2 separate regions of the Mus musculus genome follow, and region 1 is linked to region 2. A link is a loop called in an ENCODE intact Hi-C map of the cell type or tissue named here. Cell type or tissue: left cerebral cortex. All regions are shown on one strand. Links, peaks and the distances in the headings refer to the core of each region. The heading gives the core; the rest is flanking DNA.

Evidence for each region. A loop is a pair of places that touch in the nucleus more often than their neighbours do. Peaks named below come from ENCODE experiments on the same cell type or tissue, not always from the same donor. Only the 100,000 strongest peaks of a DNase experiment are listed, where the experiment ranks them.
Region 1: a loop joins it to region 2, with 2.4 times the contacts of the local background. A loop is called at or near these places in 2 of 42 quality-filtered maps.

Annotation. Positions count from the first base shown.
Region 1 is chr3:55,569,810-55,580,873 of GRCm38, forward strand. Gm43549 (a long non-coding RNA gene) reads right to left here. Exons shown (of 2, transcript XR_001783839.1): 2 at 10,621-10,795. Among named protein-coding and RNA genes, the nearest start is that of Gm43549, 6.1 kb to the right of the region's middle. In left cerebral cortex, for the core only: a CTCF peak has its summit at 4,369 (motif pointing right); a DNase peak (open chromatin) is centred at 4,401; H3K27ac peaks cover 336 bases.
Region 2 is chr3:55,985,411-55,996,474 of GRCm38, forward strand. It overlaps Nbea (neurobeachin), which reads right to left. Exons shown (of 58, transcript NM_030595.1): 25 at 8,638-8,646; 26 at 6,924-7,104; 27 at 5,628-5,758; 28 at 2,558-2,665; 29 at 200-368. Gm31914 (a long non-coding RNA gene) reads left to right here. Exons shown (of 8, transcript XR_003954481.1): 3 at 2,533-2,893; 4 at 3,390-3,457; 5 at 10,819-10,989. Among named protein-coding and RNA genes, the nearest start is that of Gm22784, 34 kb to the left of the region's middle. In left cerebral cortex, for the core only: no CTCF peak of the experiment used is centred there; DNase peaks (open chromatin) are centred at 4,638 and 5,553.

The DNA.
Region 1 (11,064 bases), core at 2,983-5,482, 420 kb before region 2:
ATGGCTCTCTTCCTGCCTCTCGACCTCACTTACAAAATACACAGGAAAATAAATTTAATCTCCTCATGGTTCCTCGTCGTGCTTTCTTGCAGCAGGAATGTTTTATAACTTCAAATTACATATTAGATGTGTTCCTATGGGGATCATATTGAAGATTTCTTTCCCAAAGTTCATTTAATATCTGAATCATTAGGAGAGGGCTACAATCCTACTTCTTATCTTACCTAAAGGTTTTTTCCTACATTTGCACAAAAGCAGCTTCCACATTCAGGGTGAGGACATTTGTGTTCCACTTTCTGCCATGTGTGGGGTGATGAGCTGACATAAGGGTGCTGGGTGGATGGAGTCACTTCCTCAAGCCCTTCGCTTCTCGAGATAAACTAGAGACTCAGGTTGGCTTTCAAGAGAGGCAATGTAGTCACCCAAAGGGGCCCAGGATTTGAAACTGCTACCCTTAAGAATGAGCCGTAGGTTGGGCCAGAGAGATGGCTCAGTGGTTAAGAACACTGACTACTTTCCCAGAGGTCCTGAGTTCAATTCCCAGAAACTACATGGTGGCTCACAACCATCTGTAATGGAATCTGATGCCCTCTTCTGGTGTGTCTGAAGATAGCTACAGTGTACTCACAGAAATAGAATAAATAAATCTTTTAAAAAGAATGGGCTGTAGGTTTGGGGCTGTACTTTGATGTTATAGTGTTTGCTTTGCTTGTCATTGAGGGGTCAATGCATTTGATTCCAAGTCCGCTTTAAAAATCATTAAAGTTTCATGTTTCCGTGGATGAACAGAAAAGAAGAAAAGGATGTTTGGCAACTTCAGTTATACACAACAAAGATACCAGAGAGACCGATTGCCAAGCAGCAACTTTGAATAGTCTCTTCCCTTCTCTGTGTCAAAACACCTTCCTCCATTGACCTATGTGTGTGTGCGTGTACGTGTGCATGTGCGTGTGCGTGTGCGTGTGCGTGTGTGTGTGTGTGTGTGTGTGTGTGTGTGTGTGTGTATGTGCACTTGAGCAGCAGTTATCTGGGCCTAAGGCAAATCTTTCCAGTCAATGGACAGCACTTACTGTTTGCTTTGAGTTGACAGCTCCCTCCTTCTGCAACAAATACATTTTAAATCCTGCCTTTATTAACGTATACTATTCTGTCCCGTTATGTGTTTGTGTGTTTACACGAGTGTATGGGTATGCACACATGTGTGGAGGCCAGAGGTCAAAGTCTGGGTGTCTCATCCTGTAACTTATGCTCTGATGCAGCTTCTCCAACAGACTGGGAGGCTCACAGGTTTGCCAGGCTGGCCAGCGAGCTCAGCAGACAGATCCTTCTGCCTCTGCCCCAGCAGCGCTGGGGTTGGAGGATCACACTTCCATTCCTTGGCTTTTGGGGGTCAGAACCCAGATCCCAGGCCTCTATGATAAACACTTTAATGGTCTAACCTTCTTCCCAGCCCCTTGGCTTGCTTTTCTGTAGCATCCATTGTAGGGAGCTGGGGAGCCTGTCACAATGTGTTATAGTTCCAGTTGTTCTCTAGAGAAATTGAAAGAGATTTTTCTCTCTTAGCATTGCAGAGTGCATGAGGAAGCCTTGTCCCTCCAACACCGCCCAAGCCTCATTGAAGAGCGAACAGGTACAGAGATAGGAAATCTTGATGTTCTTTCCAGGTCTTCAAGGCAAGAGTCAGTCCTTCCTTTACCAAAGGTGAATAGTCACAGACTCTAGCACATTGGAAGAGATTAAAAGCATAAATCCATTTTCCAAAATGAAAAAGGAGTTACTTTTTTTTTTAAACAGCTTTCTCTTCCTCCAGAACAGAAAATTGAGGAGTGACTTCACACTTTTTTTTTTTTTTGTCCTTGGAATGCAAAAGACATAATTGCTTTCCAACTATGCAAACGTGGCTCATTTTGACCAAAAATAATGATTCAGCCCTTGAAAAGCTTTTGGAAAAAAAAACTTGAAGAAAGCTGCATTTGTTCGATTCTCATGACTAAGTGTCCTCAGCTAAAACAAAGTGAGAACATTATGCAATTATTTAGAGGAAACTTGGGACCTTGGGGACAGTCCATCATATTGCTCAGGCAAAACTGGACTTGGGGACCTGACATTTGCAGATAATTGTGCAACCCTCAGCTGTGTGAGCCAGTTCTAAAGAAGCCCCCACCTTCCATCCCCCTCCCCCCACTCGGCTTCATTCTGTGCCTTCTGATTAATAAGAAGAATAAATCAACCTGACTCTAGCTTGGCGCTCAGGAGATACAATCAGGGAAACGAGTGTGAGCGCTGAGCCACAGAACTGGAGGCACCCTCTGCAGGATTCTTTCTCATTCAGAAAACAAAGCAGAACCAGACCATTCAGCAAACATGAGCTCAGATACGAAAGCTCGGGCCCAGATGTTATTGCATATAAATATTTATAAGGCCGTAAGAATCCTGGCAAAGCTCAATTTTGCTTCAGTTCGGCAAATGTTTCAAATTCGGCTCTTTTGCCCTACGAAGATGAGGTCTGGTAGAAGACAGTTATTTAGGGGAGAGGATGGGAGCCCGTCTCTTATGTCTTATGACCTGCTTTTCATAGTTGGTACCCTTGTCTTCAAGAATCATGTGTCAAGGTCTTTTTCCAAGGAGCCAGGAGGAAGTGTGCTGGGTGAAACTGAATTTCAGGATCACCATGGAAGCACACACATGGGCACACACACACACACCCCCAAGGTGGGAGGAGGTGTGGACAGAAGCCAGCCTCCTTTTGTTCCTTCTCCATTTCAGTAGGGTAACAGTTCCAAATTATAAAGGTCAAGCCATGCAGTGGGTGTGCGCTTAGTAAAACAAACAGATTTGCTCGTTTGTTTATTTGTTTGTTTGTTCATTCATCAATTGGTACTGGCAACTGAACCCAGAGTGCCACATCCTTAGCATCGTTGACACTTTAAAGTTTTCAGTTCAGCTAACCAGCATGCACTTCTAGAAAAAATGAAAATTGTAATTCATGTTTCAAAGGTTGGGGTGGTTGGTTGTGTGTAGCATAAGTGTATAAACCTGTGAGGGGGTCAGAGGACAATTTGTGTGAACCAGTTTTCTCCTTCCACCCTGTGAGTCCTCCTCCTCCGCCTCCTTCTCCTCCTCCTCCTCCTCCTCATCATCATCACTGAGGTTTTTTTGTTTTGTTTGATTGGTTTTTGTTTGGTTTTTCAAGACAGGGTTTCTCTGTGCAGCCCTGGCTGTCCTGGAACTTACTCTGTAGAGCAGGCTGGCCTTGAACTCATAAAGATCTGCTTGCCTCTGCCTCCTGAGTGCTGGAATTCAAGATGTGTGCCACCACCGCCTGACCATCATTGTGTTTTTACAGTGGTGGGAGGGATTGGACCTTGAACCCCAAGCATGTTAAGTACACAGTCCCCCATCAAACTACACCCCTCAGTGAAATAACATCTTTTTTTTTTCTTCTTTTTGGCCTCCCTCCTTATCTGCCTTATCAGGGACGCTATCTCTTTCCTAACCCTCATCACCTCTCTCACAGGTCATCCATCCTAACTGTTGTTAGGGGTTTAAGGACACAGAAGGGACAGCCGTTAGAGCACCTCAGAGGAGAATCAATGTAAGGAAACAACCAACTTGGCAGGCAGCAAAGATCCCCAGCATAAGGCAGCCACTTTGAAATTATTTTAAGCAATGTATTTTATGATATAAGAAATCATGAACCTATAAGCCTTAGCACTCTGTAATTTAAGATGTCTTATGATATATTAAATTAGCACATACATACCTGGAGACATTTATGAGAGTGAGAAGTAGCTTGGTTTTCTCCATTGGTTAAGTCCTAATTTGCCTGACTGGGAGAGTGCTGAGGGCTTCAGTACCACGTGGCCATGGTCTGCGTATGAAGAAGCTCTCCTCACCACAGGACAAGTCTTCTCATTGCTACGAGCTCAGGGATGGGAGGTCCACGGTCTTCCACAGCCCCTGGCCTGTGGCACATCTCCATGGAGAAGACCTGTGACTGTTTCATTGTCACCGCTCAGCCCTCTGGCTGCTGAAGGTGACAATCCCAGGGGACCCTGAAAGTGTAGCTCTTCTCCGTGGAGGCTTTCATCTGCTGGAACATCTGGCCAGCTCTCTGAGGGGCCTCCCTGGTTTCTACACTTAATGTATATGTGAAGATTATATCAAGGTTCTTGGCCGATGGACTTCAAGATGTAATCACAAACTCCATCCAATGTAGACTCACTAATAAGACATCCCACAAGGTCAGGCACTTAAGGTGCTGCTCACCCCCAACCCCTTGCCAGCTTCCACTGAGCCCTAACAGATGTTCCTGTGGACAAACCACTCCCCACCGACACCATTTTCAGAGTTTTGACGTTTAGTAGGAAACCCAGCAGGGGGCACTTGTGCGCTATCCCAATCCCTAGGGAATGGCCCAGAAAAGGCCTTCATCCAACTCCAGGGAGGCAGCTAACTCACCCTGTACAATCAGTCTTCTTGGCTGTGCATTGCTTGCTAAGCTTTGAGATTCCCCCTAAGCTCTGAGCATCTCATGAGATAACCGGAGACTCCTCTCTTTCCCACATCTCTCCTTAGTGAACAACAGAATCATGGACTCCACACTCCTAGGAGCTCTTTCTGTTGGGAAGAGATGCTTCTACTGGGAAACTTTTAACACCGGAGGCGTTGAACTTGTAAACAGGTAAGCACCTTATGAAAACTAACTCCAGCTGGAAATCGCCAACCCGATTCACCACTCAGTGAGATGGAGTACGCTTTGCACAGCTGTTGACCAACCTTGATAAGTCAGGATCATCTTTGATGGGGGCCTCTCAAGTCATCAAGCACTGCTGTGTCATTCATATGCCAGGCCTCGAAGCGGAAACACACTCACTATGAAGAAAGAACTAAGTAGGCAGGACACTGTGGAGCAGGAAGTTTGTGCATAGCTAAGAAGACTTCCAAACTAAGGCCAGGCATCAGACAGGGTCCTGAGAGATACGATCTGAATGGAGGTAGGTCAGACCATGAACTACAGCTTGAATGTCTGAGATCCTCTATACCAAAGGACAGATCTACCCAACTCCCAAGAACAAAAAGAGCTTTCGGAGAAGCTCAGACTTTGTCTATTGAGGGCCTACTATGCACAAGAGGAAGAAATGCATCTAAAATCCTACAGGCTGTAGCAGCACTCACCTGGTATGTTGAGCATGAACCTTACAGTTCAACGATGGAGTGAGATCTATCTACTCCTGGCCATTACAACGAAGCACAGTTGGAGCACCTGTCCAAATTAGGTTTTTACAAACGGCAAAGGGGATGGTTTGGTAACCCAGTACACAACTGGAATGCCAAGGACATGGATATTATTTTTGCCTGTAGTGTTTTCAAGTTAATTTTGCTCCCAAGAAAGGAGGGCCAACCAAGTTTGACATAAAATATGGTCTTTGGAAGAAATGCTTGGTTCTCTCTAGACCTTTCCTGTTCTGGGAGATTGTCTCAGGTACAGCTGAGGCTTCAGACAAGTTCCTTGCCACTGTACACACAGTGTGCATCATCTACAAACTCAGTGAGAAAAGAAACAGGAGTTTATTTTTTTTAATTATGCAAATCTGTGTCTTTGCACATGCCCACAAAGTTCAAAATAGTCCCCTAGAGTTAGAGTTATCAGCAGTTTTGAGCTGCCCAGTACAGGTCCCAGGATTCATACGTAGATCCTCTGCAAGAGCAGTGTACACTCTAAAGTCCTGAACCATATCTTTAACCATGATATTTTTTTCTCAATTCATCTTCTAAACTATATTGATCACCTGACTGACTGCCAGGAACATGTTTTACCTGATCATCAGAAACATACTTTTTTTCCCTCTCTGATTTTCCCACGATGGTGTTAAACTTGACTGTTGTTGTTGAAGGGACTGCCACCCTGGAGTGCTGTGTGCATGAAGGTCACAAAGCCCCTCAGATGAGAGACTGCCTAAAGGATGAAATGAGTTCTTGGGTTCAGTGTCGTTTGTAAGCCCTCTCTGGGGTCTTCACTTTGTAAGACGCTGTCTAGCAAGATTCTAAGACCCTGGGATCTTCGTTTCGCCCCCTGAGGAGTATTTCATCCGCTTAGATGCAGAAGGATTGTCCTGGTTGGCTTTAACCTTCAACTTGATGAAGCCTAGAGTCCCCTGGGGGGAGCATCCTGATTATTAATGAGCTTAGGAGGGCCCAGCCCACTGTGGGAGGCAGCATTTCCTTAGCAGGGAGTTTTGCACTGCAGGAGAAAGCAAGCTGAGTATAAACAGGCCTGTGCGCCCACAAGCAAAGCCCTCTGTGGTGTCCTCTGTTTGCACTCCCATGGCCTTGTCCAGAGTGAGTTCCTTGGTCAGAGGAGCTCACTTATACTACATAGAATAACAAACAGGCCTGCTTCAGGGTCCTGCCTGAGCTCCCATCCTGACTTCCCTCTCCAATGAACTGTCATCTATAAGCTTAAGTGAGTCCTTGCTTCCCCTAAATTGCTTTTGTTCCTGGTATTTGTTAACTGCAACAGAGATGAAACCAGGACAGTGAAAGCCTTTGCTAGTCTTCCCTGCAGGGGAGCATCCTTGGTAGGGATGTTTCACTTGATGCAAAGACTTCTTCCTGGATGAAGGCTGATGGAATCCACAAGAAATCTAACAAGCATAAGAGGCCCCTCTCTCAGGCTATAGAAGCAGCAAACAGTTGCCGGGGAAGAGTGAACTCTTCACTGAGATATGACACCCAAAGGCCAAGCAGGGAGCTGCAGTCATGCATCCCTGTGAGCTATCAGCAATGGTGACATCAACCTCTTTGGTGACATAACTACCAGAGAAGTTGCTTCTGCTCCTGTAACTAACCCCTCACCTGGGGTTCTGTAACTAACCCCGGTCAACTGGTTGGTTTTCCAAATTGGATTTGATGAAGTCATTCTGTGATCTGTCATCCGAGGCTCAACCTGGCTGTTAAATGCTTTCCCAGGGAAAGAGGGATGGAGAAACAACAGAGACTAGCTTCCAACAGAAGCCATGAGGGTGATATACAAGATGCAATAGCAGCTCAGCCTGCAGCAGGCTAGATGTGGGGGCCACAGAGCCATTAGGTGGGCCAGGCCGAGTGTGGAACCCAGCAGGGGTGGGAGGGGGGCTGCAAATGGTTCTATTTTCTCTTAAAATCAAAGGAAATCATGAATATAGCAATGAACTTAGCCTGTATATTTGTCTTTCATCATCATGTTCACTAAGAAAATATGATCAGCTGATTTTTATGAAGGAAGCAACCCATGCAAACAAACTCCCGAAGGCCGATGAAAGTCAAGTGGCCAAGGACTAGGCGGCTGCGGTATTTAGGATTTGACACAACACAAAATCCATTCCGGCTTCTGAAGTCCATGTACTGACCCAAACACAGGAATCTAACATCCCAATGTTTAGGCATCGAAGGAAAATGATAAACATCATTTACCTTTAGAAGAGAAAAGAAAAAAGAAAGACCCACATGCCAGTCTCCCCTTCAAAGACCTGGTGGCCCCACCCCCACCTCTGTGCTCACCTGTTGGGGATTGCTCCTTCTTCAGTGCAGGAGAATTCCTCAGTGAGGACCCCTAGGGGTTCCCTCCTTTCCAGTGAGCTAATCCACTAACTTCATGGCCTCATGGGAGCTGACAGAAACTTTTAGAAAGGCCTAGATGGAAGGGGCATGTGGTTCAGGAGTCCTTAAGGAGAGAAGTGTATCTTGTCCCCAAAGCTACCCTCTCTAGCTCTGTCTGAGCCAGTCACCATGCCCATTCGGCTTTTCTGTCATGTGTTCCTACAATACTGTTCTGCCTCAAACACAATGGAACCAGTCAACCACACACTAAAACCATGATCAAAAATCCAAGCTTTTTCTTCTTGTAAGTTGTTTTATCGGGCATTTTACCTCAGCAATGGAAAATGGACTAACACAAACTCCAAATAGTATCCCTTTCGGTTCCACAGCTTGGGAATCATTAAGAATCTCATGTCAAGAAAGAAGCCTGTGTATGTGTGTGTGCCTGCTGTGTTCTCTCTCTCCCTCTCTGTCTCTCTGCATCATGTAGACACACAGAGCCAAGAGCAGTCAGGTCATGGGTACAAGCACCCCTGAGCAACCCTGAAGACTTCAGAAAATAAATTCAGCCACATTCCTCTTCAGGAGGTACCAGCAGCATGTGCTGAAAGAACTCAGTGGGGAAACCCCCACTCAGCTCCCGATTCGGCGTGCACCCAAGAATCGCGAATAGAACACAACACCTTGATGTAACAACAAGAGGTTTTTTAATGGCAGAGCTCCGGGTCGAAACGTATCTCACACAACAGGAGACAGTGGATTCGACCACGAGGCTTGGAAGCTAGGGGGTTTTATAGAAAAGGAGTGGGGCTGGGGGAGGAATTGGCGCGGTTTCACATGATTGGTCCATTTAAACATCAGCAGCCTGTAACATTTAACTTAGGTCAGAGGGGTGGGAGCTAGGGAGGCGATGGGCTTGCCCGGGCATGTCCTGGTCTGTTCTGCTATGTTCTCAGCCCCAGGTTTTAAAGCTCAGAAACAACTCTTTGGGCTATTTAACATACATTACATGAATTACAGTTTTATTTCCTTTCATTCCCCTCTTCTTCTGTTTAGACTAATTCTAATCATAGAATTTTAGAGGTCGGTGTCCCTTAACTCTTCATCTACCTGAACTATAGGTTGATATTGCCTTTGAAGAACCATGAGTTTTACTGTATCAATTTTACTCTGGATGAAAGCCATTCCTCTATTTATTATACAAGGGCCGAAAACTAAAGCTAAGCATATCATAAGGATTGGTCCGGCTACAGCGGAAATTAAAGAAGTTATCCAAGATGGTCGTGATTCAAACCACGACTCAAACCACCCCCATTGAGCATCCCGTTCCCGTTTCCTTCGCTCTAATCTTTCTCTCAGTTTCTGCATAGAGTCTCTAACTATTCCTGTATGATCTGCATAGAAGCAGCACTCTTCTTTAAGGGCAGCACACAGTCTTCCTTCCTTTAGGAACAACAAATCAAGACCTCTCCTGTTCTGTAAAACTACCTCAGACAGGGAGGTCAAAGATTTTTCTAAAGCGTCTATGGACTTCTCTATTGCCGCTAGGTCTTCATTGACAGCATCCCTCAAAGACTGAATTCCCTGTCTTCCTTCTATTAAAGCTGACACTCCCGTCCCCACTCCTACTGCCATACCTATTCCCATGAATGCAGCCAGGGTTAAAGTAATTGGTTCTCTTTTTGACCGCCGGCCCGCATAGCTTTCTTCTAAACTGGATGCAGGGTGATAATATACACGGGGTAACAGCTGGATCATGACACAAAAATCATGAGATGAATTAAAAACCTTAGTTGATACACAGGGAGTAAGTCCTGTATTGCAAGCCCACCATCCAACCGGGGAAGGTACAAGATAGTAATCAGCTTCCGTTCTGGACACGGACTGAATTTGTCCGCATAGGTGTTTGTGAGTGGAAGGTGGGGTACCTATACAGAGACCTGGATTCCTCGCGGATACTTCAGTCAGGGTCAGTTTTTGTCCTGTACCCCAAGAGCAGGAAGTATGGCTGCTGGTTCTGTTGAAATCTCCATTGAAGGCGATTCCTTCATAATAAGGCGGACCCGAGGACAGGCATAGCCAGCAGTCCTCAGTAGCGCTTGGATCAGTTCTGTTAAGGGCATAAAAGGCTCCTCTCACTAGGTTAAACATCCTCTGTCTTGAAGGAATCTCGGGGGTAATAGTTAGAGGTACCTGAGGAGTGGGAGGTTGGGTGATAGCGGCCATATTAAGGGGGTCCGCAATCACTGGAGTAGGCTGAGTAATTGTATGGGTGAGGGGTGTGAACTTGGTTGGGGGGCCTAAAGGATTGTAGGGGGTCTCTATTTTTAATCTGATAGTGAACAATAATCCCTCATCATATCTTTCCTTGTAAATCCTAAGACCCCAGGTATACCCTTTTGTCCATCCCAGAGCTCTCTTCCCTGGTTCAGTGAAGGTGACACGGAGCGGATGGCACCAGTCAGTACACTCGTCTAGGTCAAATCCTCCAGGTACATAAGACGCTAGGGAATAGTTGGCTGTTACTCTAATATAGTCCCAGCTCGAGGAGGGCTTCCAGCGGGCTGTACCTGAAGTCTCGCAACCCCAGCTCTTACAAAAGAAGTCAGCCTTACCTCCACACGTTGGATTGAGGGACTGACTTCGGTGGGGCCCGGGGCAGACATAGAAGGGATGGGTTCGAAGCATACTTCTATCCCTTTGGTTAGAGCAACCACCCCATGGGTCTCTCGAATGTTTTTCTACGTACGGAGGGGGTGTTAAAGGTGCCCTCTGAATGTCAGAGTACCCCTCCAAGTTCCATCCAGGAGGGGCTCCTATAGCCAACTTACAGATGTCAGGGAAAAGATCAGGCCACCAAGTCTACAGAGGGTGTACCTCAGCGATTGTCCATACAGCCCTACCCCCCTCATTGAGTACCTCCCACGTTTGTTGAACAGGACTGTGGGGGTTGAAGTCTTTTGGGATCGCTCCTACGAAGCAGGCGCAACTTAAAAGGATTAGTAGTCTTCTCCAAAGTCCACTCATCATGGCTGACTCCAGGGGGTGCTCTCTTAACGTGGGATGCGTGGACCCAAGTGGGGATTCCTTCCACTTTGACCGCGGTGGGCGTTGTCAGTAGCACCAAGTAGGGTCCCTTCCACCTCGGTTCTAGGTTTCCCGCTCGGTGTCTCCTCACCAGGACTGCGTCTCTTACTTCAAACTGATGCGGCACCTGTGTGTCACCAGCAACATAGGTTTCTTTTAGCTGTTCCCAGACCTCTTTTCTTACTATTTCGAGAGCTTTTAATCGAGCCAAAAGACTAGAAGAAGGAGAGAAAGACACATCCGGGCGATTCTTATCCCCTACGGTCATAAAAATGGGTGGGGGCGCCCCATACATTAATTTAAATGGAGTTAGGCCAAGGGGTCCAGGTGTATTCCGAACCCTGAACAAGGCATAAGGGAGAACGGCTGTCCAATCGCTTCCGCCGGATTCTAAGG
Region 2 (11,064 bases), core at 3,661-6,160:
AGTAATTACAAGTATCTACAGACTTAACCCGCACATTTGTGTGGAACTACAGTGTACTGAGTCAGGATCTTTAACAATTCTGTAAATGTCTGAAATGTCTATGAGTAAGTACAGTTCACACATGTTTGCAAAAGTGTTAGCAGGAAAAAAGAATTGACGATGGTGAAATGCCAAATGAGGGAAAGAAAATATTAAATACCTGTACTAGTTGGTGAATTTATTTCTTGTCTGATATTTCTACCTGGTTGGCTTCCAGTTCTTGCAGTCTCTCTCTGGGGTTCTAATATGTCCCGATACTTCGATACCATCAGAACAGAAATAAAGTAAACAACAGCCAGGGCTAAGAATTGTGCCTGCTTGCTATCATCCTGTGGAAAATGAAAAGGCAGTTTGAGACTCAGAATGTTTACAATATAAATTCACAATGTATAAGAAACTATTCTTGTTTTATTAGACATTAAACTTTGATTTAAAAGTTGCTGGAAGGAAGCATAAGAGACAGCCAGGACTTAGAAGTACCTGCTGCTCTTACTGAGGGTCAGAGTTCAGGTCTAGCACCTACTCTAGGTGGTTCCCAATAATCTCAAACCCATCCATCTATGGTGTGACATCCTCTTCTAACTTCTTTGGGCACCAAAACATACACATTTACACCATAAATCAAAATGAAATAAATCTTCCGATCCAGCCCAGATGGTTTAGAGAGTAAAGTCTCCTGCATTCGATCCTAGGCTCCAACACACATGGTAGAACAAGACTCCATAACATGTCATCAGACCTTTACCCATGCGCTGTGGCAAGTGAGCACGTGTAAAGGCATTCTACACACACCACACACACACACACACACACACACACACACACAGGTAATTTGCATATGTAAATTTCATAAAACCTAATCTGAGGTCTGATATATTTCAGAAATTAAATAAAGTAAATGTGACTGCTGTTTTATAAAAAATTTGAAAATAAAGTACAGTTCTTACCATTAATTAATACAACTAACTAATATACTAAAATTATAAAACACTTCTAAGGCCCCAGCTTACTCAGTATGAGATATGGACTTGGGATCTACAAGCACACTGACAGAAAGGCAAAGCTCTCACTCTACACATCTGCCTGGGGCTCACCACTCACGCACACTGCTACAACTCTCCAAGTACATCTGTTGGGATTTCAGACATTGGCATTATAAAGAACTTTTTTTTTCTAAAATATTAGTCAACTATAAAAAAGCTTGTCCAATTTATTCTTATGTAACAATGATTACATAAAAGAGCCTGATTCCTTCACTTCTGCAATGCTAAGCATTATCCTTTAAGTTTTTAGTTCATTTAATACTGAAAGTATCTCCCTTTAATTTTCATCATCATTTACTATACCTTGAATCATATTGCTGATTTATATTACATAACAAACTTAAGCAATAAATATAAAATATGTAATATAAATCAGCAATATGATTAAAGGTACAATTCATAAAAAGGTCAATTGCCTTAATAAGCAGCCAGAGATTAAAGAGTTCCACTAAACCCTCCTTAAGCGATCTGTTTCTTTGAATGTTATTAAGCTATCACTCTAATTCAGATTCCTGCAGATCCCATAATTTCTGAAAGTAGGGGCCGGTGGGACGGTGGGACGGTTCACTGGGTAAAGGCTTCTACTGCCCAAGCCTGGATATCTGAGTCCAATCCCTGGAGCCCTCATAAAAGTGGAAAGTGAGAACAGGCTACAAGAAGCTGTTCTCTGACCTCTCCATATGGTATGAACTACTCCACACATGCATCATGAGTACACATATGCACAATAATTAAAAAATTTTAAATGAAAAAAATGTTTTCCCACACCCAAAGGTGGCATCCATTAATACCTGATCAGGTAACTTTTTATGCCCAATAAGAAACACTGAGAATAAACAAATATTCATTATGTGGATATGTATTAAAAGAATGTAAAAGGCAGGACCAGTTAACCTAAGACAGAGTCAACTTAGTGTTTCAAGGCTATATCCCATCTTGGAAGACAAACTAAGTTTCAAAATGCTTTATCAGTGTGTGAGCAACAGTGTATGCACGTGTGTGTCTGTGCTTACCTGAGAGTGTGCACGGGGAGGACAGAGGTTGACACGAGTGTCTTCTATCACTCTGAATTGTTTAACTGAGACTGAGAAGTTTCCTCTACACCACTAGCTGTGGAATTACAGATGTGCAGCCCCATGCCCGGCTTTCATGTAGGTGCCAGGGATCTGAACTTAGGTCTTTATGTTTATACAGCAGGCAGGCACTTAGTCCACAGAGCCTTTCCCCAGCCCTGTACACATACATATCATTTTTCAAAAGCAAACTATCAATAATCCTTTGGGAAAAAACTAAGGCTCAACCATTTTACCATCAATTATATCCTGGTATGCAATATATCCAGGTGACAGGACATTGGGAAATGATAGCAACAAATGTTACAGCTTAACACAAATGACAGTGTCAGCGCTGTTGTTGCTGCTGCTGTTTGACTTTTGTTTGCTTTTTTAAGGAAGTCAAGCAGATACGTAACTTACCACATCTCGAAAGACAACAGCACGAAGGCGATTGATATCAACATCCTGAAGAAGCCTATCGGGATCCTTGATGGGAGAAAGGTTACCTGGAACGTTTTCTAAAGGAGTCTTGAAAACAAAAGAGAATTACTGAGCAACAGTATATTCTAGAAAATTATTTCGGAGCATCACAGGCTGAGCTTCCCAAACCATTCCCTGCCTCCTCAGAGGAGTAGGAATCACTGACATCAAAGCTAGCAAGGGGCTTATTTTCTGTTCTTCTCTGCTTGTGAGGCTTTCTCTTCTCTATGTTGATTTGCTATCAACATAGATGCCTCTGTGGTCTCATAAAGGCAGGTAAGGCTGTACAAGAAAAAAAAATGACCTTGCCTTCAGAAGAACTGAGTGCAAATCTCCCTTATCTGGATTAATGTTGTTTCTAACATATCCACTTAATAAATATATTTAATTCCCTTAATTTATCCATCATATATATTTTTGAGATTAAAATTTTACTAGTTACCATTATTCAATTACATATGTAGTTACTTCATGCATGATTCATTTTTAAAAGGTAAGCTCTAAAACTACCTTACTATAGTTGTCAGACATTAGAGAATATACCATTGAAATGATTTTCTATAGTTGGAAAAACAAAAATCTGAGGATTTTAGATAATATATTCATAACACATATTATCGAGTGCACCAAGTTATTTTGGCTCACTCTAGGACTTTTATGGTTATTGAGTATGCCAGCAGATTAACTCTGACAATATATACATATGAAACGTAAAAACAAGTTTTGTACATAACAGGCATGTGATTGTCATCTGATTCCTACTTCCTTACAGACAGTATTGTGGTGTTTCACTCCTAAAGGAGGTTGTGAAGCTCCTGTGGAACATGGTACAGGAGAAAGGTCAGTATTTGATGGCTGATACTTATATGTTCGCCTCACCCCAGGCACACTATGTACTTTAATACATATTTTTTGCAAATGGTTTCTACTAAAATCACCTAGTTTACCCGGTCTATGTGAAACTTTAACTGCTCCAAAGTTCAACTAGATCATTTAAATAGCCTAATACATTTAGCATAGAATAATTATGGAAAGTTGTGTATAATTTATAGAATAGATAAATCTATAGTGCATATGAAAAAAAACTTGAAACAATTTAATATATGTACCAGTTTATATTTTACAAAGATTCCCCTAATCCCATTTGACCCTGTAAAGATTATGCAAAGACATGTTTAAATTTCTGCTCCAGAATGAAAATGATGCTCTGTGAAGATACACCACTCATGGAAGTGTGTCCAGATTCATACCAGAAAGCTATTAGGCTGGACCAAAAATCAACTATGGCTTACTGCCTAAAGTGCCACTTTTGAAATGCAGGAACAAAATATCCACCACTCAGTTTTATTCCCTATACTGAATATGCTTTGCTATCAAGTGAAATCTTTCCCAAATGCCTGAGTGTCACCACTTACCCGTTTCTCACTGCCAAATCTCTTACTAGAGACACACTCACTAACTCAGCAATACAAATTTCTGTCTCAGTGGGTATGCTTTCTGTATTCTACAAGAAGAAGCACACTTGCTTTACGGATTCTGAAAGACTTCTTGTTACCCACTGATGTTTCTCTGGTTTAAAAAAAAATACAGGCATAGTCAAGAGCTAATGCCGTCCTAAGCAGTGGCTTAGTTATGCATCTTCTAAGTAATAAAAGAGAAGCGAAAGGCACCTCACTCCAGGAACCACTATCCTTAATACATTACTTTTGCATTTTAATTAAACAACATCATTTAAGTTAAGAGTCTGATTCACTTTTAAATTCTGGATATCTGAGATGTGGGAGACAAAGAAATCTGTTTCAAGATCCTCTATGCTAACTGGCAGAGAGAATATAACTCAGAAACATTTCTTTACAACGTGAGAACTCCAAGTGCTCTGAAGGTTCAGAGATGTACAGTTTACATGAAAATCCTGTAGAAACTAGCCCTTTAATATGTCTACGGAGTGACTATGAGCCTGACCGCTGACACACCAATACTTAGCTTCCCAAGCCATGCACATCACTCTGGTGTCTTGTCAGCAGTAAACTAGAATGTGGGTGATATTGTCTCAAGGCTGTTTCCCTGACAGCAGAGAACAAGCAGAGGCTGCAGCACTAGATAACCAACAGACTTGGTGCATGTTCAGCTGCTTAGCACAAACTCCAGCAATGCAGAGTGAGGGAACTTAGAAAACTAAGTAAGTGTCTGTGTTATGCCTTTGATGGTTGAGTAAAAATTACCATGTCCATGTTGAACATTTATGTGAGGAACAGTCATGCTGGCTTTACTGAAACCATCACAAGAACTGTCCATAGACTAGGGCATGGTAATGGTGTTGAAAACCTTCATTTTGTGGAAGCATATCTAAGAGGACCTACATGAATGTATGTAAGACAGATAAAATATAAGGAAAAGTACTTCAAGATAGGAAAATTATACAGACGTTTAAGAAGTTAAAATCTATTTTCGAGGTAAATGAGGTCTACTGCATGTGTGAAAGGTCACACTCAGGAAAAAGTCTACACCCAGGAGAGCAGCAGAAGCTAAGCGCAGAGCGGCCATGTAAATCTGCAAAGCCATGAAGCTGCTGCAGTATTGTGTCACTTAGACACAAGAAGACAACGCATTCGCAATGAAAATTGCCAGCATATTCCAAACTATTATATAAAATTCATTTGATGGGTAGCCAATAACTAGTCTTTTACCCAAAGTTCATCCATTTAAAAATGTGCTTTGTTTCTAGGCTGACTTCTGAAAATAGATGTAACTGTTTAAAGTAGAAACACCAGAAATACCTAGTTCTGTGTGCCAATGTAAGTTTTAAAAACCCTATGAGAAGAAATAACTAGTATCTTCTTCATTAACATACAAGTGAAATCTTAAGAGGTGAGCTAAGCATTCAGATACAGCCAAGAAGCAGAGAAGGCAGAACTCGAGCCCCAGGCCCCTGTCATTCCATAGAGCATAAGCATAACGCACTGTTCTCACTATGAAAAGGCCTGCACATTTCAGAGAGAATGGTGATTACCTTGGATGCGGATGCGGCAGTCACACTGTGGGGAGCTTCCTGAGGTTTGCTGCTTCCGTGGGAAGATTTGCTTCCCCTGTCTCTCTGTCTCTGTCGGCATTCTAAACAGTTTCTCACAGCTACACAACAAACTAAGAAATCAGAAAGATATTAACATAAATTGTTGACATGGCCCTATAGGAAAATGTTTTAAGTCTATTTTCCTGTGTGTTTCCTTTTCTGTCAAAGGATATTATTATAGTTTATTAGATAAATCTTATGTTATGAAATTCAACAATGAAGGTACAACATATACAGAATATACATTAAATAAAATACTCATGTACTTTGAGTCAGAAGAAATAGATTATCAGGGTCTTTCAAACTCCCAAAACAAGTCTTTCTAACTCTATAATCCTCCAATAGTCATCATTACACAAATGTCCTGTACCAATAAAAATTTTAGTATAGCATAAAATGTCTATGGAGAAGGAGATGGTTCAGTAGGTGAAAGAATTTGCTGTACAGGCATGGGGACCTAAGTCAAACCCCGTGTACCTATATTCATATCTGTAATGATAGGACAGCCTACCTCCAGGTTAGTGAGACTCCCAAATGAATAAAGTAGAGAACGATAGAAAGCTTACTAGATGTCATCCTCTGACTTCCACATGTGCCTGCATTGGCAGGCATACCCACACATCTATACAAACATACATATATACACATAAGCTATATCCTTTAAAAGGTTAATAATAAGGCTGGGCCCTTGCCTCACCTATGTGGGTGACCCTACAGAGCACACCTTCCCCTTTCAGGCACCCTTCATTCTAAGGGTTATAATAGCTATCTTCACAGCAGAGCAATTTACACTCCTTGTCACTAGCATTTAGTCATTATTTTAGAAACATATAGGTTTAGGGCCAGTGTTTCTCTCACTTCCTCAGTAATACTGGCCATTAGACTCAGGTCTCCTCTACTCTAGCTAAGGGTTCTGATGTGTGCTATATTCTTAGTTGTTGGCCTGCCAAGGATATAAACACGGTTCACAAAGGGATCTGCATTAAAATCATTTCAATGATATGCATCAGCTCTATTGATTTTAAATAATTCTAAGTGTTTGACTATATTTGAAGCAATAAATGATGATTCCATACAATCTCCAATGTGAAGATACAGGTTTTAAACTGAGAAACCTTAAGGATTACAAGACAGTTACTAAGCTTCTGAATCTCCAAACTGAATCATGCGTTCTGTACCCCAGAGCTGCACAAGTCGTTGCGATTACAGTGAGCATCGCTGCCTAAGTGTACTTACCTAGCCGCAGGCACTGTCTCATTAGCCCTCCAGAGGACATGTTTTTTTCAGCTTCAATCTCACTAAAATTTAGAGAGCTGGCAAACACAAGGACATCAACCATTGCCATGAGTCGGCTGAGAAACGTCACTGCTGTCTCTGCTGACATGCCTTGTGTCACTTCAATGTTTTCCAATTCAGTCTTTAAAAAAGGAGAATCACTCTTGTTTAAAATTGGGAACTGTGGTGCATAGCATATACTACAGGAGAACAGTCATTCAAAAACTTAGGTAAGAATATAAAGAATAAATTATTACCACCTATCACAAGACCTTGCAACATATTGTTTCTCTACCCACTATTCATAAATGAAATGCCTATTTAAAAATGAGTATTAGTTTAAAATACCGTATCAGATGAATTAGAAGGATCACTCCTTCAGATACGTAACCGATAAGCTATGAATCCCTAGCTGTACAAGAAGTAGCACTGTTACGCTTAAAGTTAAATTTTCAGTAAAATATTTCTATGATAAAATGTTACTTCCTACTTCCTGCTTTTAGAGGGAATATTAAAATCCATTCTGTTTCTTAGAGATGTGTAAGTCCATAAGTTACAAACAATGGCAACATGTCTTTATCTTTCATCCTGCAAATAACACTGTAATGATTTTGATAATTTTCTAACTTGAATTAACTTTCTTAGTGCCAAAAAGAGCAAAAAAGAGATGCTGTGTAAATAAAAATACTGTTCAAAGTTTCTGAAAATGGGCACACTGTCCAAACTTTCTGATCTTACTTTTAACCAAATGGTAAAGTCAAGTACATGGTGGGTGCAGGAAATCGATTCCTGTTCCTACTGACTTTCACACTGTCCCTGGGAATGCAGGCTGCTTAAATATTTGGGCTTTGTTCCTGACACAGCATCAAATTTAAACAGCTGTGACCATAGCTTAACAATTATAAGAAAAAAATCATTATATTTCTATTTTCAGGTGTTTTAAGATGAAACACTGGCCATTGCTTAGATCAATAAACATTCCTAAAAACTTCTTAATAAATTAGAATTTAGTATATCTGCAGTCATGGTCTCAAATGCTTCATCATTTCAAATAATTGAAATTATGAGAGCATTACCTTACTATATTAGTTATTGCTTTATTTTGTAGTTAGAATCTACAAATACAACCACTGAAACAGGCTGTAATTTTACACTAGTGAATTAGAAACAAATACTAAATACAGAATTACTATATTGTCCACATAATTTAACAAAGTTCCTGTACTAAAATATCAAAGATGAAAGAGAAAGTTATTCTTAACATGAACAATAACCTACCGAATTATTCTTATTGCATTCTATTAATATATTTTACAAATATGTCATGTAAGCATCCTATGATGAAGTTTACTTAATATAATTCTCACTAAATCTTAATATATATCTCATCCGGATCCTGTAATTGGAAGTCAAGCCTGATTGCACATAGGACTCTATTGATTGTTTTAATTGTCTTATGGTATTTATTGCTATGATTAATAATTTATTGATATGATTAAAACTAATTCATCAAAATATTGGATAAATTTTACTCTGAATGAATTTTAAATATACAAAAATATACCTGATTAAAAGATGATATGAAAACTCAAAATATAACTAAGTAAAAATTTTTCTAAGTAAAAATAAAATTTTAAAATAAAAGCCTAAAAATTACTGCGAAAGTAATACTAACCTTAGAACCCTGGACATGCATTAGACAAAACAGACAACAGACCAAAAAAGTACAAGAAAAAGGAAATTATTAAAATTAAATGAAAATACATGTAAAATTGAAACACAAAATAATATTTTAAATTATATTTGATTATTTTATTAAAAACAAAGTTCTCAGAAGTCATTTTATAAAGTACATGATTATGATTATAAATATGAAACATTTAAATTTCTTTTGTTTGAATAACTGCCCCCAAATATCCATATGTAAGTACAGCAAATATAGAAGAAAGAACGCAAACTCTACTTTGTGAAACAAGTATCTTTCCTGTGTGGGTAATTAATGAGACATTTTTAAGAGTGAACATAGACTGCCCTGTTCAAACCCTAACTCTGTACTAACTTGAGCAGAAACAACTAAGGGAAGTTAATTACTACTTACAGACTATCTAGACCTTTTCTATGAGGAAATAATATTATAATTTATTTCTTCAAATATTCAGAACCCCTGTTATACAAACATAAAATATTTGTCATCACAACTTAAAATTCACTTTTTGTGTCAGAAAATAACTCACTGATACAACTATATATGACCTATAATATAAGCTCAAGGAACTGCATACTACCTAAGAGTTCTGATACAACTATATATGACCTATAATATAAGGTCAAGGAACTGCATACTACCTAAGAGTTCGGAGCTTTAAGAATCATGTACATATAATATAACCTTATAGATATTTTATAATAATTATAAAATTCCAATTATCTGAGTTTGTACAACATAAATATTAATATAAACTTCAAAATATGCTATTTCATGGATCTTCATTGGGATGATATATAAAAAAATCCTGAGATAACCAATAAGACCACTGTTACAAAAACATAACATAAAAAACAAAGATCTCCTATTTTTCAATTCTACACCCTGCTAATAAACAGTTAACCCCACTCCATGCTTGGCACAGAAGGAAACGTTGCTTTCCTTATTTATGATGATGCAATTATTTGAAAAACCAGAAATGTCAGTTTCTATTTTTTTCCTGGGACAGAAAAAATTAAACCACATCTGACACAGTATTCTGGATGGTTGACCAATATGGACAACTTAAAATCTTAAGTGAGTTCAATAAACCCTGAAGGAAGGAATGATTCAGTGTTCTCTGCTTCTTCTCAATGTTTCCTTCCAAATCTCTGCCTTCATTCATAACAAACAAGAGTGTGGTAGAAAATAAATGAAATACTTCAACTGACTAGCTCTGGAAAACTTAACTCTAAAACTCAACAAAATAATATCCCTTTCACAAAGCAAACACTGATCAAACTTCCTAGTAAGTGATCTAAACTCCTTCCTTCCTTCCTTCCTTCCTTCCTTCCTTCCTTCCTTCCTTCCTTCCTTCCTTCCTTCCTTCCTTTCTTCCTTCATACTCCTTGAGTATCTCCATGTGTAGCCATTCATTCAAAGATTGATAGAGCATCACTATGTAGTCTTGTGGTCTGGAACTCATTCTGTAGATCAAAGTTGCCTCAAACTCCCCAAGAATTCTAATGACATCTGCTTTTACCTCCCCAGTGCTGGGACTGAGGTAGGCATCACCATCCCAGGCCAAGTGTTTTAATTTTATCCTGAATATTAAAGTTAAAACTATTATTTTATTTGTATTTAAAACAAATTTGTGATTCATTTACCATAACATACAGTTTTAAATCAATAATACAGGTATTCAAAATCACAACACAATACAGCTCATTTAGATTACTCACTATAATAAATGCTATGTACATCTCCAGTCGCCTTAAAGTCTATCTTACACCATTTCCTTACACGTATGACTAGTCTAAAGAATTCAAAGCTTTCTTCCAGAACAATGACACTATAAGAGCAAATTCAGAAATGTTATTCCTACAACACATAGACTTCTGTGCTCATTTATGGTTTCAGGGAGGAAACAGGCCACTTCAAATGGCCAGTTCCCTAGAAATAGTAAACAAATATCTTGCTATCAAAATTGATTATCTATAATAACTAAGTTATCTAGAATGGCCTATACTTTAGAGTGTTATAAACAAAATGCTTTTAAGGAGGGCTAAAGGCTTCCCTATCCAGTACACATAGTACACAAGCCATCTATTACCACACTTGACTTTTCTCATGCACTTTCTGATGGGTAAGTATCATTTATTTTTCTTTTAGCCAACAAAACGAATGCAGAGGCCATGCCCAGCAAATGCTACAGCCCAGACTAAAACACTGATGGATCTCACACTGAGGTTCCCACCATCTCCACTGAGTCCAAACTTCACTTCTGCGTCTCACTAGAAATCAGTCTGAGCAGCACGCCATCAACAGAGCGCAGCACTTGCGGTGAGAAATGACAAAGCCTTACTTCTGGGTTAAGCTTTGGGTTGTTATTTTTAAAATAGGAGACCACAAAACAAA